Linked DNA regions of Homo sapiens: region 1 is linked to region 2. Evidence: read pairs that join two places in POLR2A ChIA-PET (ENCODE). Cell type or tissue: PC-9. All regions are shown on one strand. Each heading gives the region's core, and the rest is flanking DNA. Links, peaks and the distances in the headings are about the cores only.

What was found. ChIA-PET counts read pairs that join two places held together with the same protein. Peaks named below come from ENCODE experiments on the same cell type or tissue, not always from the same donor. Only the 100,000 strongest peaks of a DNase experiment are listed, where the experiment ranks them.
Region 1: POLR2A ChIA-PET joins it to region 2 with 6 read pairs; 2 of 35 experiments call an interaction of 5 or more read pairs at or near these places.

The regions. Positions count from the first base shown.
Region 1 is chr11:120,496,736-120,505,413 of GRCh38, reverse strand. No RefSeq gene overlaps it. Among named protein-coding and RNA genes, the nearest start is that of GRIK4, 11 kb to the left of the region's middle. RefSeq lists enhancers at 1,638-1,697, 1,908-1,967. In PC-9, for the core only: no CTCF peak of the experiment used is centred there; no DNase peak of the experiment used is centred there; H3K27me3 peaks cover 532 bases.
Region 2 is chr11:119,489,827-119,498,504 of GRCh38, reverse strand. The region is part of intron 3 of USP2-AS1 (USP2 antisense RNA 1); the gene reads right to left. Among named protein-coding and RNA genes, the nearest start is that of THY1, 71 kb to the right of the region's middle. RefSeq lists an enhancer at 1-435. In PC-9, for the core only: CTCF peaks have their summits at 6,315 and 6,519; a DNase peak (open chromatin) is centred at 4,554; H3K27me3 peaks cover 7,620 bases.

The DNA of each region.
Region 1 (8,678 bases), core at 478-8,477, 1.0 Mb before region 2:
TAGCTCAGTAAGGGATAGGTTACTTTCAAGAGGGGTATTATATAGGAGGCTATGCCCAAGTGTGAAATACTAGAAGAGATACCTTACCAGTGAGCTGCAATTATAACAAAGGTTTCCTTTATAACAACAGTTAACATACACTCATTTCCATCTTGTTCTTCCAGATTCCAGGCAAAAATCTTCATTTTAAAACAATTCAGTTATCTTAATTCGGAAAAGACAAAAGGGAAATGTAGTAGCTATCTTCAAATACTTAAGATCTTTCTTACGTTGCTCCACAACCAGGACCAGTGGATAGAAGTTACAGAGAGGCGGCCGGGCACGGTGGCTCATGCCTGTAATCCCAGCACTTTGGGAGACCGAGGCGGGTAGATTACCTGAGATCAAGAGTTCGAGACCAGCCTGGCCAATATGGTGAAACCCCATCTTTACTAAAAATACAAAAATTAGCCGGGCATGGTAGCACGCACCTGTAATCCCAGCTACTCGGGAGGCTGAGGCAGGAGAATTGCTTGAGCCCGGGAGGCAGAGGTTGCAGTGAGCCAAGATCGTGCCCTGCACTCCAGCCTGGCCGATAGAGCGAGACTCTGTCTCAAAAAAAAAGAAGTTACAGAGAGGCCACTTTTAGCTCAAATAAGAAAGAATTTATGAGTTGCCTCAGGAGATAATGAGCTCCCCAGCCCTGGAAGTATACAAGCAGATGGATGGCCATCTGCCAGGGCTGCCCTAGAGGGTATTCCAGCAGTAGATTAGGAGGTTGAATGAGGTAACTTCCATCTGTAAATTCTTGGATTCTCTCAGTCTGTCTTCTTGGCCCAAGGCTAAAAGGAAATTTGGATCTTTGGAGAAATGTAACACTTATTGTTGAAAGTAAAAACTTGCCTTATGTTTTTGGACCTTTTTCTTTAGATGTATGGGTGCTTTTCTTTAAATGCAGCGAAGATACTTAATACCAGAAAAGGCAATAATTACTTAAGTGCTCTATTGACAAAAGTAATATTATTGACACACTGAAGTGTTACTAGGTAAATAGCATTAATGGCCTTTTTTAAAAAGGATACATTTACATGAGAGGAAGACAGTTCCAAAATAAAACCAATCTGAATAGATGAACATCATGTTTGTTTTTTAAAATGACTTCTTGTAACACACACATGCATATACTTTCAGGAATGAAAACAGTAAGTAGAGTAAAAATGAAAACGTGTCTCTATATATTGCTTTATGCTTCCATGTCAGACTGCACCTCCTGCCAGAGGAAGGATGGTTTTCTTCAAGCATTTTCCAGCATTAAGCATTTGGGTAAACTTCAGCACACACGGCAGGGTGCGGTGGCTCACGCTGTAATCTCAGCACTTTGGGAGGCTGAGGCGGGCAGATCACATGAGGTCAGGAGTTCGAGACCAGCCTGACTGACCAACATGGTGAAACTGTGTCTCTACTAAAAATACAAAAAGTACCCGGGCGTCGTGGCGGGTGCCTGTAATCCCAGCTACTCAGGAGGCTGAGGCAGGAGAATCACTTGAACCCGGGAGGCAGAGGTTGTAGTGAGCTGAGATTGCGCCACTGCACTCCAGCCTGGTGACAGAGCTAGACTCCGTCTCAAAAAAAAAAAATCCAGCACACACAATAATACCTTGTTCTTCTGAATACAAACTGACTCCAAGCTACCCTCCCCCTCCACCCTTCTGAGGGAGTACACTGCTTTTAAAATGCTAATTAATTAGGCCCCCTGTTGAGGTGTATGGTTGACTTAAAAATTTGGCTGGGAAAGAGGAATAGAGAAATTAAACTGAAAAACAAAAGTTGAAGAGGTAGACCCAGCTGAAAATACCTATATACAAATACCTATACAGTTAATAACCAAGTAAGTCTTATCTCTCCCAACCCCAAAGACAAGATTTTTATTTTTGGTAGCGATAGAAGGGTCTGTTTTATGGTGTAGTTGGCTAAAGAAGTGGGTGGGGGAAGGGAGAAAAGGTTTATTAAATACTGGAGGCTACTCCCAGGACTGTGTTTTCAACCATCAGTTGAAGGTAGTGAACAATTACTCCGTGGCTCCTAGGTGGCAGGCACTGTCCTCGATTTTTGCTGGTGTGGTTCCATTCCCCAAGAACCAGCTCACTCCAGTGAGACCTACACAGGCAACATTCCCCTGTGCACTCCCTTAGTGGCGGTCCCCACTAATTCCAGTCCTCAGCTCAACACTGTTGCCTCTGCACCTTACTCATTAACAACATAATCAATCCGAATGCACAAGTAAATGCATTTGGATACATATCTTATTATTTATTTTTTTTTTTTTTCAGATGGAGTCTCGCTCTGTCACCCAGGCTGGAGGGCAGTGGCATGATCTTGACTCACTGCAACCTCTGCCTACTGGGTTCAAGCAATTCTCCTGCCTCAACCTCCCCAGTAGCTGGGATTACAGGCAGCCGCCACCACACCCAGCTAATTTTTATATTTTTAGTAGGGATGGGGTTTCGCCATGTTGGCCTGGCTGATCTCGAACTCCTGACCTCAAGCGATCCACCTGCCTCGGCCTCCCAAAAGGCTGGGATTACAGGAGTGAGCCACTGCACCCGGCCCTGGACGTAGAGCTTATATATAAATTTGAACTAATGAGTAGTAAGCATTCTGAGGATAAATGTGCAAAGCACATCATGGTTTACAAAGTGCTTTCACAGCCATCATCATATTTCTCATTTCAACCCTGAGTTGTGTTATCCTCGTTTCAAAGATAAGAAAATTTGTATTTATTTTTAATATTATTTGTTTGTTTTGAGACAGGGTCTCACTCTGCTGCCCAGGCTGGAGTGCAGCGGTAGTATCATAGCTCACTGCAGCCTTCAACTCCTAGGCTTAAGCAATCCTCCTGCCTCAGCCTCCCATGTAGCTTGGATCACATGGGTGTGCCACCACACCCAGGTAATTTTTTGATTTTTTGTAAAGATGAGAGTCTCACTTTCTAGCCCAGTCTGGTCTCAAACTCCTAGGCTCAAGTGATCTGCCTGCCTCAACCTCCCAAAGTGCTGGGATTACATGTATAAGCCACCATGCCTGGCTGAAAATAGCTATTTAGTAGTAAATTATGAGCCTTTAAGTTGTATTTTCTGATTTGAAATCAAAATATTCCCCTTCCACTAGTTATATTTTAACAACCCCACCACCATCCTGATATAAAGAATCCGAGGTACAAAGTGATTCACCAAACCAAGCTGTGCCACTGAAATGAGCTAAAATCTACATTCCTGCTCCGTAAGGTTCCGGGCTCTTTTCTTGTAACTGAGCCAAGTCACCAGCTTTGCCTTGGGCCAGATGAAAAGATCAAAACATTCTTTGTAGAATGGAAAACATAGGTGAAATCAAAACAGCTGGAAAATTCAACCTATCACTTGAAATTTCAAGAGTAAAAATTAAGGTAAAAAAAATCAATCTTACTTTTAAAGTAAGTTCAACTGTATCTTTCTCTCTCTTATTCTGCGCCTTGTTTTATACATGTGCCTTGTTTCAGATGTGTCTCTCCCAGGGGCAGGGTCCAATTGTTTATCATTTTAAAATACAATATTTGGAAAACATTCCCCAGGATAACATACACCGTCCATTATACAGGTTTTAGTCACTAGGGCTGAAACTAAGCATCTAGACTCTGAGTCCAGACAGAACTGTGCTATTCTTTGTTTAACAGAGCACATGGTTGACATTTAATAAATGTTAGATAATAAAAATAGAAGCAGTACTTCAACATAACAATATCTGGAGAATCTCATTAAGCACAAAGTAAGGTAAACAAACCACCATCACACATCTGGATTTGCATATAAAAGCACGTTCTCCTTCCATTATAAAAGACAGGGACCTGCTGGACAGCATGTTTCACCCAACACCATGGTAAGAGAAGGGAAAAAAAGGTTATTTTGTTCAGCTCTCTTCCCTAATTATACCTTAGATCTGAGTAAAGAAAATATAGCACACATGATCAGAAATAATTTATCACTAAATAAATAGCAATGGAGTAGGGGGTTAATCACATTATCAATAACATGGTGAGCAGAAATGGACAGATGGGAGCACCAAATTATTGACAACAGCATGAAACAGAAAAGGAAATTCAAAGCCAGAGGAGATGAGTCAAGAAATTAAACTTGGTTTCCATGTTAATTCAAAATTGTTTGGGAGCTGAAGGAAGAGGGAAGCAATGACAACTCCAGCAGAGAAACTGCTCATTAATATCCTAGCAAAACAATCCTCTGATAATAGGAAATATTATGATGTCTCCAGAGAAAAGAGAGAAATTCAGATTTACTCTCCCATGCATAGAGCTCATGGATGCTTTAACACAGTACATTCAACCAAGCTGAATAAATATCAACAAGAAGGTTAAAACATTGATTAGGGGAAATACTTCACATTACTGACATCCGAAAACAAACAAACCAGCTAAAAACAAAGCAGGCGGGGACGGGGGTGGGGGGGTGGGGGATGTAGGCTGTTTTATTCCTCTGGAAGTAATGCTGGTGATTTGTGGTTCCAGCTGCCCAGCAGGTGGCTTGAGGTAGGGATTGGGGAGTAGGAAGCAGAGGGAATGAGAGGTGGGAGGGAACATTTCCTTGGTGCAAAGCTATTGAATGCTGCTACTATTGGGTTTATTATGCTGTTTTATGAAGCGATACAAGAGATTACCCAAACATCTTCAGCTAACATCAAGACTGCACTGGACACCTAATAAAACAAGTAGCTTGGCCGGGCGCTGTGGCCCACGCCTGTAATTCCAGTACTTTGGGAAGCCGAGGTGGGTGGATCATTTGAGGTCAGGAGTTGGAGACCAGCCTGGCCAATATGGTGAAATCTGGCCTCTACTAAAAATACAAAAATCAGCCGGGGGTGGTGGCAGGCGCCTGTAGTCTCAGCTGCTCGGAAGGCTGAGGCAAGAGAATCACTTTAAACTGGGAGGCGGAGGTTGCAGGAGCCGAAATCGCACCACTGCACTCCAGCCTGGGCGACAGAGCGAGACTCTGTCTCAAAAAAAAAAAAACCAAGAAACAAAAAACAAATGGCTTGTAAAAAATTGCCAAATCTTCTAGATGATTGAATCTATATAAATCCTCTCCTGTCTAGCCTTTTGGTGTCATATCACTTCATAATACTTGTCTAATCTTAGCCAAAACAAGGATAAGAAGTTGGAGGTTACAGCAAGAATTTAGGAAGGGACTCCTCCTTATGTTCACATACTTAAAAAATGGTCTTTCTCTTTCTACCTTTAGTTACCAAAGAGCATGGGGGTGCTGGGAAAGGTCAGCCCAGCTGCCTGATGCTAAATAAAACTGCTCTCAACTCTCAGTATCACTGCATCTCTGAAGGTGGAGGGAAAACATGAAGCTTCCCTGGTGTCTTGCCGGCCATCGTGCAGTTAAGACCCCAAGGCGCCTCATCTCTTTTGCCACACTGTTCACAGACATCTTGAAGGGAAAAACGAAATTGCTGGCAAGTTGGCATAATGTCAACGCATCAGTAGATCCCACTGAGATTCTTTAAAGAAAAAAAAAAACCATACATTTTCACAGCTTATCCCAACTGTCCTTGCCGTATGTTCCTGTACGCGGTAGACTTTTTGGACTATGAGGAAATCAAAAAACAAAGTGTAGCAACTGGCCAGTTGTGGTGGCTCACACCTGTAATCCCAGCACTTTGGGAGGCTGAGGCTGGAGGATCGCTTGAGGTCAGGAGTTCAAGACTAGCTTGGTCAATATGGCGAAACCCCATCTCTACTAAAAATACAAAAATTAGCTGGATACGGTGGTGCATGCCTGTAATCCCAGCTACTTGGGAGGTTGAGGCAGGAGAATTGCTTGAACCCAGGAGGTGGAGGTCGCAGTGAGCTGAGATCTCACCACTGCGCTCCAGCCTGAGTGACAGAGCGAGACTCTGTTTCAAAAACAAACAACAGACAAACCAAAGTGTAGCAACTGACCTCTTATGAGGTATTTTATATTGTGAGGGGCAAGCAAGAAATAAAAGACTAATTATGACCGAATATAAAGTATTTACTAGCTGCTGGGCACGCCACGTGCATTGTTTCATTTTCGTCAATGCAACCCTGAGGAAGGTACTATTATTAACTCAGTTTTTGCAGATGCTGAAACTGACGCTTAACGAAATTCACTTGCCCAATGTCACGCAAGTCAGTAAGTGGCAAAGCCAGCACTTTCTGATGTCGAGAGACCATTCTTCCTACCCACTATGCCACATACACCAATTAGAAGTCTCAAAAAAATAGAATGGGTTATTGGGCAAAAAGATAAGTTCCCTAAGACAGAAGATGTTCACCCATCTCCAGTGTGAGTAGAGAAGGGACAAAGGCACTGAGTCACTCAGTATGAGGACACAGTAGGTGATCTCTGAGGTACTTTTTTTCTTCCACTTAAAAAATATATAATTCATATGCCATAAAATTCACCATTTTAAAGTGTACGACTCCGTGGTTTTTAGTATATTTGCAAGGTCATACAGCCATTGCCACTAATTCCAGAACATTTTTGCCACCGCCCCTGAAAAAATTCCAAATCTTTTCATTACCAAATATCCATGAACACCCTCCCCTCTCCCCAGTCCCTGGCAACCACTAATCTACTTTCTATTGGTTTTCCTATTCTACATATTTCATATAAAGGAATCATACAATATGTGGCCATACAATTGGGGACCGCCTTCTCCACCTAGCATAAAGTTTTCAAGATTCATTATGTCGCATGTTATCTGTACTTCATTCCTTTTTTAAGGGCAAAGAATATTCCCCTATATGAATATACCACATTTGGTTTCCCCAATCAGTTGACAGACTCTAAAGTACTTTCAATTCTGAGATTTTATGACACAGATTTTATGCACACAATTGTGGATTATGTCCTTAATCCAACTGAAACAACACGAATGACAACTTGATTTAGCTCTGGAACTGTATTTGCCACATCTTGCTAGACATCTGTAAGTTGAGACAACACTGCTACCTAAAACTCAACATGGCCAAAATTACACTGATTTTCCCCTCAAAGCCTATCTCTGCTCTATGCTTTCCCAGTTGTTAATCAATCTCTTTGGTTCACAGAAAGTCTTGTTTTTTAAACTCCTCCCTCTCCTTATGCTACATATTAACTTACATGCTAACATCTGTAATTTCTACCTCAACTACACCATTTTTCCCCTTTCTGTTCCTACTTTACCAAATGTAAGCCTCTTGTTCAGATATTATCACTCTGCTAGCCTTCCTGCCTCCCAACTCTCCTTTGCCTGCTTTATTCTACTTTAGCATAATTCAGCTGCTGAGTTAATCTCTTTAAATGTTTAGTTGTGTTCAAGTCATTCCCAAGATCAAACACCTTGAATGGAATGCAAACTTCTCAGAATTTCTGCCCCTTAGTCCAGTGTAGATAACTGCAATTTAGGGAGGGAGAAAAGCAGAAAATTAATATTCATGTACTTGTCACTACTAGGCTGTAAACACCTTTAAGTACAGAAACTATTTCTGCAGCCGGGTAAAAAAGACAAGCTTTGGTGGAAGACAGACCTTATCTTGAATCCTAGCTGTGCCACTGGGAACATCATAATCACTACTAGCTTCAGTTACCTGCTCTGTAAAAATGGAGAAAAACCACTTACCTTATGAGGTTTTTGTGAAGACAGGAGTCATGTATGTAGTGTACAGCACCTGACACATAGTTTGTACTCATTAAGTTGTAGCTAATATTTTTATTTTTTATTTTATTTTGATTGCTGGGCTGGAGTGCAGATCATGGCTCACTGCAACCTCCGCTTCCTGGGCTCAAGTGATCCTCCCACTTCAGCCTCCCAAGTAGCTGTGACTACAGGCGCACATCACCTCACCTAGCTAATTTTTCTATTGTTTGTAAGATGGTGTTTCACCATGTTGCCCAAGCTGGTCTTGAACTCTTGGGCTCAAGTGACAAGCGATCCACCCTCCTCAGCCTCCCAAAGTGCTAGGATTACAGGCATGAGCCACCATGTCTGGCCAGCCATTATTTATTTATTTATTTATTTATTTATTTATTTATTTATTTATTTATTTTCAGATGGAGTCTTGCTCTGTCGCCAGACTGGAGTGCAATGGTGCGATCTCGGCTCACTGCAACCTCTGCCTCCCGGGTCCAAGTGATTCCCCTGCCTCAGCCTCCCAAGTTGCTGGGACTACAGGCGCCTGCCACCACGCACAGCTAATTTTTTGTAGTTTAGTAGAAACGGGGTTTCACCCTGTTGGCCAGGATGGTCTCCATCTCCCAACCTCTTGATCCGCCCGCCTTGGCCTCCCAAAGTGCTGGGATTACAGGCGTGAGTCATCGCGCCCGGCCAGCTATTACTTTTAATACTCATCTTGGAAGTTTCCAAAGTACATTTCAGACTAAGGGAAAAGCAAAGGTGGAGTCCCGGCCTAGAATGTGAGGTGGGGAGACTTGGAGGAGCCTAAGCCTTACTGGGGAAGAGGGCTCACGATGGACAGTAGAGGGAAATGAAGCTGGCCAAATTATGATCATCTCTGAAACAAAGCGGAGTTTAATCGATACAGTAGTAACCATAGCCACTGCAGGTTCTTGGGCAGGCAAGTGGCACAATGAAAGGAATGTTTTGGAGCAAACCTGGCGGGTAGTCATGCATGACAGGCTGGA
Region 2 (8,678 bases), core at 496-8,495:
AACAGCTGGGTAGTCCCAAATCGGACCCAGGGGAGGGTGCTGAGAGTGACTGGCCCCATCCAGATGTGCTTCAACAGCTGGCCTGCCTCTCTGTGGGGAAGCCAAGCAGGAACACCTCTGTCCTGCATCCCTTCCACCCATATAGCAAAGGCTGAACCAGGAAAGCGGCAGGGAGAGGGCCGGCCCCTCCCCCAAGGAGCTGGGCCCCAGAGCCGCTCTGCCACCTGCCCCCTCCCCAGTGGTAATGAATTGCAGGGAAACGCTGCTGAGAGGTGTCAGAACAATTTCTATTAAACATAATTTCCTAATGAAAAGGTTACGACGGAGCCCGGTGGAGCTAATCAGGATTGAATGTTCACTCCAGCCACTCTGAGGGAGGGGGCTCAAGGCCGGTTCTTGGTTCCACCAGGTCTGGGATGGAGGGAGGAGGCCCTGGGGAGGGGGAGGCCCTAAGCAGCTTTGGATGCCTCCCGCCCCAGGTCTGCACATGCTGTTATTGAGAGCGGACCAGTGCCAGGCACTGTGCTCAGTGCTGTCCATATGTCATCTCATATCAGCCCCGCAAAATTGATACAATTGTTCCCATTTTAAGGATGAGCAAACTGAGGCTCTGAAAAGCCACATGACTTGCCCAAGGTCGCATCCTTAGAAACTAGGAGGCAAAGCCAGGGCTGGGCCCGGGTCTGTCTGAGGGAAGCCGGGCTGCACTGCCATCCTCCCTTCTCACCTTCCAGGGTCCCGCTCACCCTGTGTTGGCAAAGGCCTCTGAAGAGCAAATGCAGCCCTGATCATGGGGCAGGGCTGGGCAGCCCCGGAGCAGCAAAGTCTGTGTGACTCCTGCCAGGTATCCCTCTGTGCATACCCCGCTGTCTGTAAGGAAACTGGTCACCGACTCTAAATGGTTCTGTGACTCCTCCAAGGCTGGCCTGGATCCCTGCTGAGCCCAGAAGGGGCATGTTTGTCAATACAACCAACTTGGGTGCTGAGAGCCCTTTGAGGCTGTAAACAGGGGGCACTCAGCCTGTGCGCACCCCCTTTCTGGTCCCAGAAATTGTCCCCCAGTCAACCCTGCCACTGAGCAGTGTGTCCCCAACTCCTCCATTGCCATAGATCTGGAATTCTAAATTCCTACATCAGGGCTGTACCACAGGTGGGGCCCAAAACTAAGAGAAAGGAGGAGGCCTTTTTAGAATGTCCAGAGACTCCTCCTAAGCCCTCGATTATAAACTCTTTAGAAATGGCCTTGGCCCCTGCTGGTGGGAGGTCGGGGATGGGGGGATGGAACAGGAAGGGCAAACAGGGTGCAGATCTGAGGCTGAATGGTAATGAGCCCTATTCTCATGCAGTTCAGAGGCTTCAGATACCACCAGGGTCCAGTTGGGGACAGTTTCAGGAACAGTGGGGCTTTGCCCTGCTAGAGCTTCTGCTGATGTTGAGATACCTCTTTGGAGGGAGAGGATATTCCAGGTGTGACCTTGGGGATGGATACAGGCCCTTAAAGACTGCATCTGAAAACCCTCCAGGAATCTCATCACCACCCATATATGCTGGGGAGATGGGGATGAGTCTAGAGGAGGGGCCCACACTACAGATTCTACCCTCCCCCACCACCACTTCCCATCTACACCTACCACCACCTCCCCTGCCCCTCCCTGACCATCCTTCCACCCATCTGATGAGCGCCTCACCCCAAGCAGGGTGCATCTCCCCATCCCTCATTACGATGAAGCTGTCACCGACTGCCACACGCTTTCCCTGGACCTTCAAAGCTGGGAACAGTATGAAATATGCAGCCGCCTTCCCAGCTCCCGCTCCCCCCACCCTTGGCTCCCTCCCTTGAATTGCTCCACACAGATTAAACTCAGATGTCGCAGCTCTGACTCAGGACATTCAATGCTGCTTCTGCCTCTAGGCAAGAGGCACTCACTTCCTGGTGTCTGGGGTGCCACGGACCCAGGCCCCTCCACACACACATCCGCCCCATAAGGCCATCTCATCTAAGCCCACTTAGACAGAAGACTTCCTGGCAGGGCCATCCAGGTTTTCGCTGAGAACAACAGTGGTTCTCAAAGTGTGGTTTCTGGACCAGCAGCATCAGCATCACCTGAGAACTTGTCAGAAATGCAGATCCTCAGGCTCCACCCAGACTTCTAGAATCAGAAACTGGGGAGGGAACCAGCAATTTGGGGTTTAATGAGCTCACCAGGCAATTCTGATACATGCTTCAGCTTGAGAACCATTGATCTAAAGCTGGGTTCAGTCAATATCGAGTCAACTAGACGGAGGTCCCCTGGGAGCCCAGGACTGTGCTAAGACTGGCAGGGAAGAAAGCCACCACCTTCCCTGCACGGGCCTGATCAGTGGCAGGCAGCAGGCTCAGCCAGAGAATGCTGGAGGCCACAGAGGGTGCGAGCTGCACACCCCGTGGCAGGGAACAGAGACTCCAGGAGGAGGAGGGGAATAAAACTAAATGTAAATAATGGGGCCAAAATGTAGGCATGAATGGGGGCCAGTAACTCCAGCAGGCCTCTTTATGCAGTGCAGTTACTTACCAAGTGCTGTCATATTCTCCCTCTCGTTGGGAGAAGAGTGGAGCAGGAGGGATTATCCCCATTTTACAGGGGAGACAGTAGAGAGGAGAGGCGCCCTATCCCAGGCTTCAGGGCAGTCAATAAGGAACTGGGCTCGGTTCCTCTGACTCCCATTCTAGCGCCCTTTCCAGGCCGGGGAAGCTGTGGGAGGGCCTGAGCCTAGCAGTTGGCAGGATCTGGAGGAGCTGAGGGAGGTTTTGGGAAATCCTGGGGGGTCGGCTGGAGAGGAGGCAGGAGTCAGGGGGCATCCTGGCATCATGCCTGCTGCCCTCATCATCATCCACAGCACTGCCTTCCTCATCAGTGTCCCAGCTAGGACAAGTTTGCCACAGCTACAAGTGACAGAAAGCCAAGGAGGAGAGGCGAGTGGAATTTGGCAGGAAAGAGGGAGCAGCCCATCTTCTTGGGGAGGAGGGTCCTCATGAGGGCCTCAGGCAGGTCCCTCTGGCTGTGGGCAGAGGACCCAAAGGATGGAGAAGGGAGGCAATGGAGGCTGCAGCCAGTGGCCGGGCATGGCCTGGACTAGGATGGTGGCTGTGGGGAAGGAAGAAAGTGGCGCAGGAGGAGTGGAGGGCCAGTAGATAGACACACGGGCCGCACCATTGACCCTGGGGAATGTCATATGTCTTCTCCTGGCCGCCATTCTCCCCATTCCCCTTCTTCATGTCATCTCACAAGAGCAGGCCCCTCAGGAGGAACCCGCCATGGGAGAGAAGAATGTGACTCCGCTTTGCAAGTTCTCTTCTCTCCCTGAGCTTTCCCCAGTGTCTGGCCTTGGGCACAGGGAAAGTCCAGACCAGCCTATGGGGCCATCCCCATCCCATCTGCATCTCCCAGCCTTGGTCAACCTCTCTTCCTCACCTCTCACCTCAACCCCCACTCATCCCTCCTGACACTGCACCCCACACTGCCTGTGTCCCCACCGCCTGCACCTCACCTCCTTTAGAAAGCCTCTCCCCTCACCGTCCCCAGCCTCTAGGACTCAGCAGCCACAGGACTTGTATTTCATTCCCAGCTCTTCTACCTGTTATCTTTGTAATGGATACAAAGGCCCTTCGGCTTCCTCAGCCCCGCTCAGTGAGTGTTGTGAAGGTCAGCGAGGGGCCTGGTAATGGTAGGTGCTCAGGGTCTGGTACTTCCTGTGCTACCCGGGCCTCCTCAGCATCTACCTACAACTATGTGAATCATATTCCACAGAGACAGGTGGGCCTTGCCCCTATGAAAGTTTCCTCCACTCTTCACTCCCCACCCACACCAGCATGCAGCGTGGACCAAAGGCACAGGAGGCAGGAGCCAGAGCCTCTCGGCAGGTGGTGCACAGTGGGAAGAATTCAGAGCTCTCCATGGCCCACCTCTATGTTTTGCCTTGTAAATGATGATGACATCTTCTCTAAAGACTTTCCCTCTTGGGAGAATATCGTCAATGCTGACACTGACATGAATTTGTCTGATGGTGAGGGCGGTAGGGGCACACAGCCAAGTTCCTGGAGAGCAGGGGCAGCACAGGACACATCTCTCTACCCACAGCGCTCACCACAGAGGCTCTGCCACATTCATAAGGAGGGAGAGAAGAGGGGATGGGCCAATCCTTTGCCCAAGATCAAGTCTTTAGGGCTCAGGTTCATTCGGAAGTTAGGGTAAGAGGTGAACTTCAGACCAGTACTCGATTGGAGACTAGAAATGAGAATAGGGTTTAAGATTCATATTAAGGAAGGGATGATGATTCGAGCTGTACTTCAGATTGATATGGATTCAAGTCTAGATTCTGGTGAGAGTTCTGTTTAAGGTGGACTCTAGGGACTAGGTTATTGTTAGCCCTAAGGCTCAAGCTAAAATGCATCTTAGCATTAGGTGTGTCTGAAAATCCTGGGGCTTGCAGCAAGGTTCAGTGCTGTGGGCTGGGGCAGAAGCTCTGCAGGTGACAGGCCTGACAGCCAGCTGGAGAGGTAGGTGTGGCCAGGCAGCCAGGGCCAGATAGGCTCTGAGGCCAGCACCGTGGACAGCTCCAAGGGAAGCACCTTAGTAAGCCAAGAAGCCACTGAGATGTTCCCAGCTGCCAACACTGACCCCGGGAAGACCAAGATGGCACCATATCCTCCAGGGAGTTGGGGGTCTCTCATCTTTGGGTCTTTGTGTTAACCGCAGAATCATTCTCCTCTTAGACCCTATATCCCCTGGGCCTAAAATCGGATTCTAGTTGAGAAAGCTCTGGTTTGGGCCTTTACAAGATGACCATTTTCCTAAAAATCAAAGTTCTTCAAATTCAACCCTTGACTACCAGATTCACTCCACTTTGCATGGCATAACTTATTTCTCTGATTTTTCTTTCTCATAGAGAAATCAGGGAGCTCCTCAAACATGACTCTTCTCTCCCTCCTCGCATCTTCCCCTCATCTCTGGAGCCCTCAGAGGTAGAGTGGGACACAGGTGAGGGGCACTTGGGCAAGCAGTGCACAGAGTCTGATTTCCTCCCAGCCCTGGCCAGACAATCTCCTCTTTCCCTTCAATATTGCCAGATGCCATGTCACAAGAAGAGGTGCTACGGAGCAGCGACAGGCTGAAGGAAATCAGATACTGCCCACACTCAGCCCCATGTCCTGCAGGTCATAGATAGGCAGGACTTCCAAAGCATACCAACCCAGCCCCTCAGAATAGGGGACAAGGTCACCAATGTGAACTGACCACCTACTTTGTGCCAGACCTAGTCAACATTATCTCATTGCATCATAAAACCAGCCCGAGTGTAGTAGGTGAGATTACCCCCTTTTAACTGATGAAGAGACTGAGGCTCAGAGAAGTTAATAACCTGTCCAGGGCACCTCATTAGCAAACAGAATACCTGGGATTTGAGACCAAGTCTGCCTGACCCTAAGCCTGTTGACACAAAACCTTTACTTTTTCCACCATACCATGAACTCCGGTTGTTAGAAAGGCCTTAAAATCAACTTGGCAAGAACCCTCTGCCTTTGTACCAGATGACATCATCCATCACTAATTCTGGCCTGGGTCTCCACAGGTATAACTGTGTCTCTTGGATGCTGAAGGCTGGGAAGAGGGGCTTTGTCATCCGCCCAGGGTGGTCCTCCCTCTAGGGCTTGGAAGCTCAAGTGAGCAACCCCCCTGGTGGGCAGGTGAACCTCATGGTTCAGGCGGTGGCCAAGCAGTTCAGCAGCGTGGCTTCCTCTGAGCCATTTCCCCCAACAGGGCACCTTCAGAGGACAAATCTGCATGTGCCAGGGGTACTGCCTGAAATCACCCCCTAGGGAGGGAAAGTGGAAATGGTCCCTGAACCCCTGACTCCAGCTCTGGGGAATCTAGCCCGCCCCGGGAGGTCACCTGGGTTGGGAGCAAAGGTGAGGCAGCCTCAGCGAACCAGAAGGCACCAGGCTGGGAGGCTCTGGGGGAGCAGCGAGCTGGAGCCTGGCGCTCCTCCTGTCCCTCTGTAGTAATTAACAGGCCTTTGTTCCTGTCCCTGATCTCGTCTGGCAGAGCCTTAATCATCCTCTTGCCTGCAATGAGCAGCCTTCTCATTAGGGCCTTAAGAACCTCTATTATAAACATGTAAATGGAACTCAACGAGGAGGGAAATATTTGACTGCTCCAATTTCCTTTGTGCCGCTGCCAGCTCTGGGCTGCGCACGCCCGTGATTTCATTGCTCAGCAGCCAGGTGCCAGCCGCTGCCCCCACCGCCCCGTCACACAGCTCCATCTTCTCCGATTGGAATTTAATTACCTTCACCAGCGAATGTTTGGAGAACCTCTCTCCATCAATTGATTCTGAAGTCAGATTTTTATTCCGAGATACTTAATGGCACTTGGGCTGATGGAAGCCTGGGAGCAGGTGGACCTGGGCCACAAGGAGCCCTTTAACAACAGGGTGAGGAAGGGTCATTGCGGATATTCCCCTGCCTCTGAGCAGGTCAATATTTCAGGCACCCCAGACAGTTGGAAGTATCGCATTCCTGAGCCTCCTGCTGGTCTGGACTGGAAGTTCTTTCTGATGTCTGCTTGATGCTGGGTGAGCCTTTTTTTTTTTTTTTCAAAATTGTAGTTTAGCCCTTGATGAAAAGGAGGAGCCCCTTCACTGCCTGAGAAAGAAGCTGATGATAGGATCAGCCTCTCCTAGGGGTGTGATAGCTCTTGCCTGTCACGGATGAGATGGACGTGTGCTCCCTGCAGGCCCGTGCAGCTGGGGCCTGTGGCGCCCCCAGGATGGTGAGCCCTTCTTGTGCAGAAGTCTCCCTGTGCCGAGTCCTCCTTCGGCACACAGTAGATACCTAGACATTCACTGCCCCCGTGCCTTTCTTTTCCTTTTCCAAATTGGAATCTCTACTCTGCTCATTCTTCAATGCCCAGATCACTTCCCTCCTCCACGAGGCTGCTCTCTACCATCAGGCCATAGTGATCTCTCCCACCACTAGCTTCAGAGCATGCTGTCTGCCCACTGTTTGTCCATTTAATGGATGTCACCTGCGTGAAACAGGGCCTTATTGGCCCACAGTAAATCATAGGCATAGGTTGCATATGTTGCCCAATTTGAATAAATGAGTGTCACTCCTTCAGGGTGCAGACTTCCCTTTCACTGCTGTATTCCTCACTGCCCTCAGCACAGTGCCTGGAACATTCAAGAAAACTGGGTTGCTGGGGTAGCAGGTAGGTAGGTAGATGGGTATTCTGGTCAGAGGACTGCAGTTGGTGGGGTGATGAAATGGTGGAAGGGTAGGCTTGTTAGCTGATTGGTTGGTTGGTGGATGAGTGGCATATTGGTTAGTGGGTTGCAGAGTTGGTGGGGAAGCAAGAGAACAGGTGTGCCAGTTATTACTGAATTGCGTCTCAGCTTCACATGTACTCTCCGGGGTCTGGTCTGTGATCGTGGAGCTAGACCCTGTCGATATTTCTCTTTAACCAGCTGGCTCCATGTTCGGCTTTCCCAGGAGACGGTGCTGGAGGAGCAGCACAGGACGAGGAAGGGCTTCTCTTGCAGGCTCCTCAGTGAGGTGTCCCGCAGCATCCAGCCTCCTGCAGCAGCCCAGAGAGTGGCCTGCCAGAGAGTTCCACCCACACCGGCACTTCAGCAAACTTTCCTGCAGCCAGGGCGCCTCGGCTGTACCATCTCTAACAAGGTTTGGGTCTCAGCCCTGGGTGTTGGGGTTGCGGGAAGACGCTTCCAGGTTTCTTCCTGCCTTCGATGCTCGGCCTCAGCCCTAGAGGTAGAAGTGTTCCTTAGGTAGGCGATCTCCTGTCATGGTTAGTGGGTGATCCCCTGTCATGGTTAGTGGGTGATCTCCTGTCATGGTTAGTGGGCGATCTCCTGTCACGGTTACTGGGTGATCTCCTGTCATAGCTACTAGGCGATCTCCTGTTATAGTTACTAGGCAATCTCCTGTTATGGTTAGTGGGCGATCTCCTGTCATGGTTAGTGGGTGATCTCCTGTCATGGTTACTGGGTGATCTCCTGTCATAGCTACTAGGTGATCTCCTGTTATGGTTACTAGGCAATCTCCTATTATGGTTACTAGGAGATCTCCTGTCACAGTTAGTGGGCGATCTCCTGTCATGGTTAGTGGGCGATCTCCTGTCACGGTTAGTGGGCGATCTCCTGTCACGGTTAGTGGGTGATCTCCTGTCACGGTTAGTGGGCGATCTCCTGTCACGGTTATTGGGCAATCTCCTGTCACGGTTAGTGGGCGATCTCCTGTCATGGTTATTGGATGATCTCCTGTCATGCTTAGTGGGTGATTTCCTGTTATAGTTAATAATTCTTTATATTAAAGCTTTCTGTTCACAGCACTGTGTAGCTTCTATCTCCTGATTGGACAGTGTGGTAATGAGTTGGTTGGTGAGTTGGCTGATAGGCTGGTTAGTGGGGTGGTTAGATGGTGGAAGAATAGGCCGGTTGGTAGATTATCTGGTTGGTGAATTGGTATGTTGCTTAGAAGGTTGCTGAGTTGGTGGCATGGCAGGGTGTAGGGTAACAGGTAGAGTGGTGGCTGATGGATTGGTGAGTGGGGTGTGGCTTGGCTTGTTGGTTGGTGTACTTGGCTGGTTGATGGGTTAGTTGAAGGATGGGGTGATGAGCTGATGCTT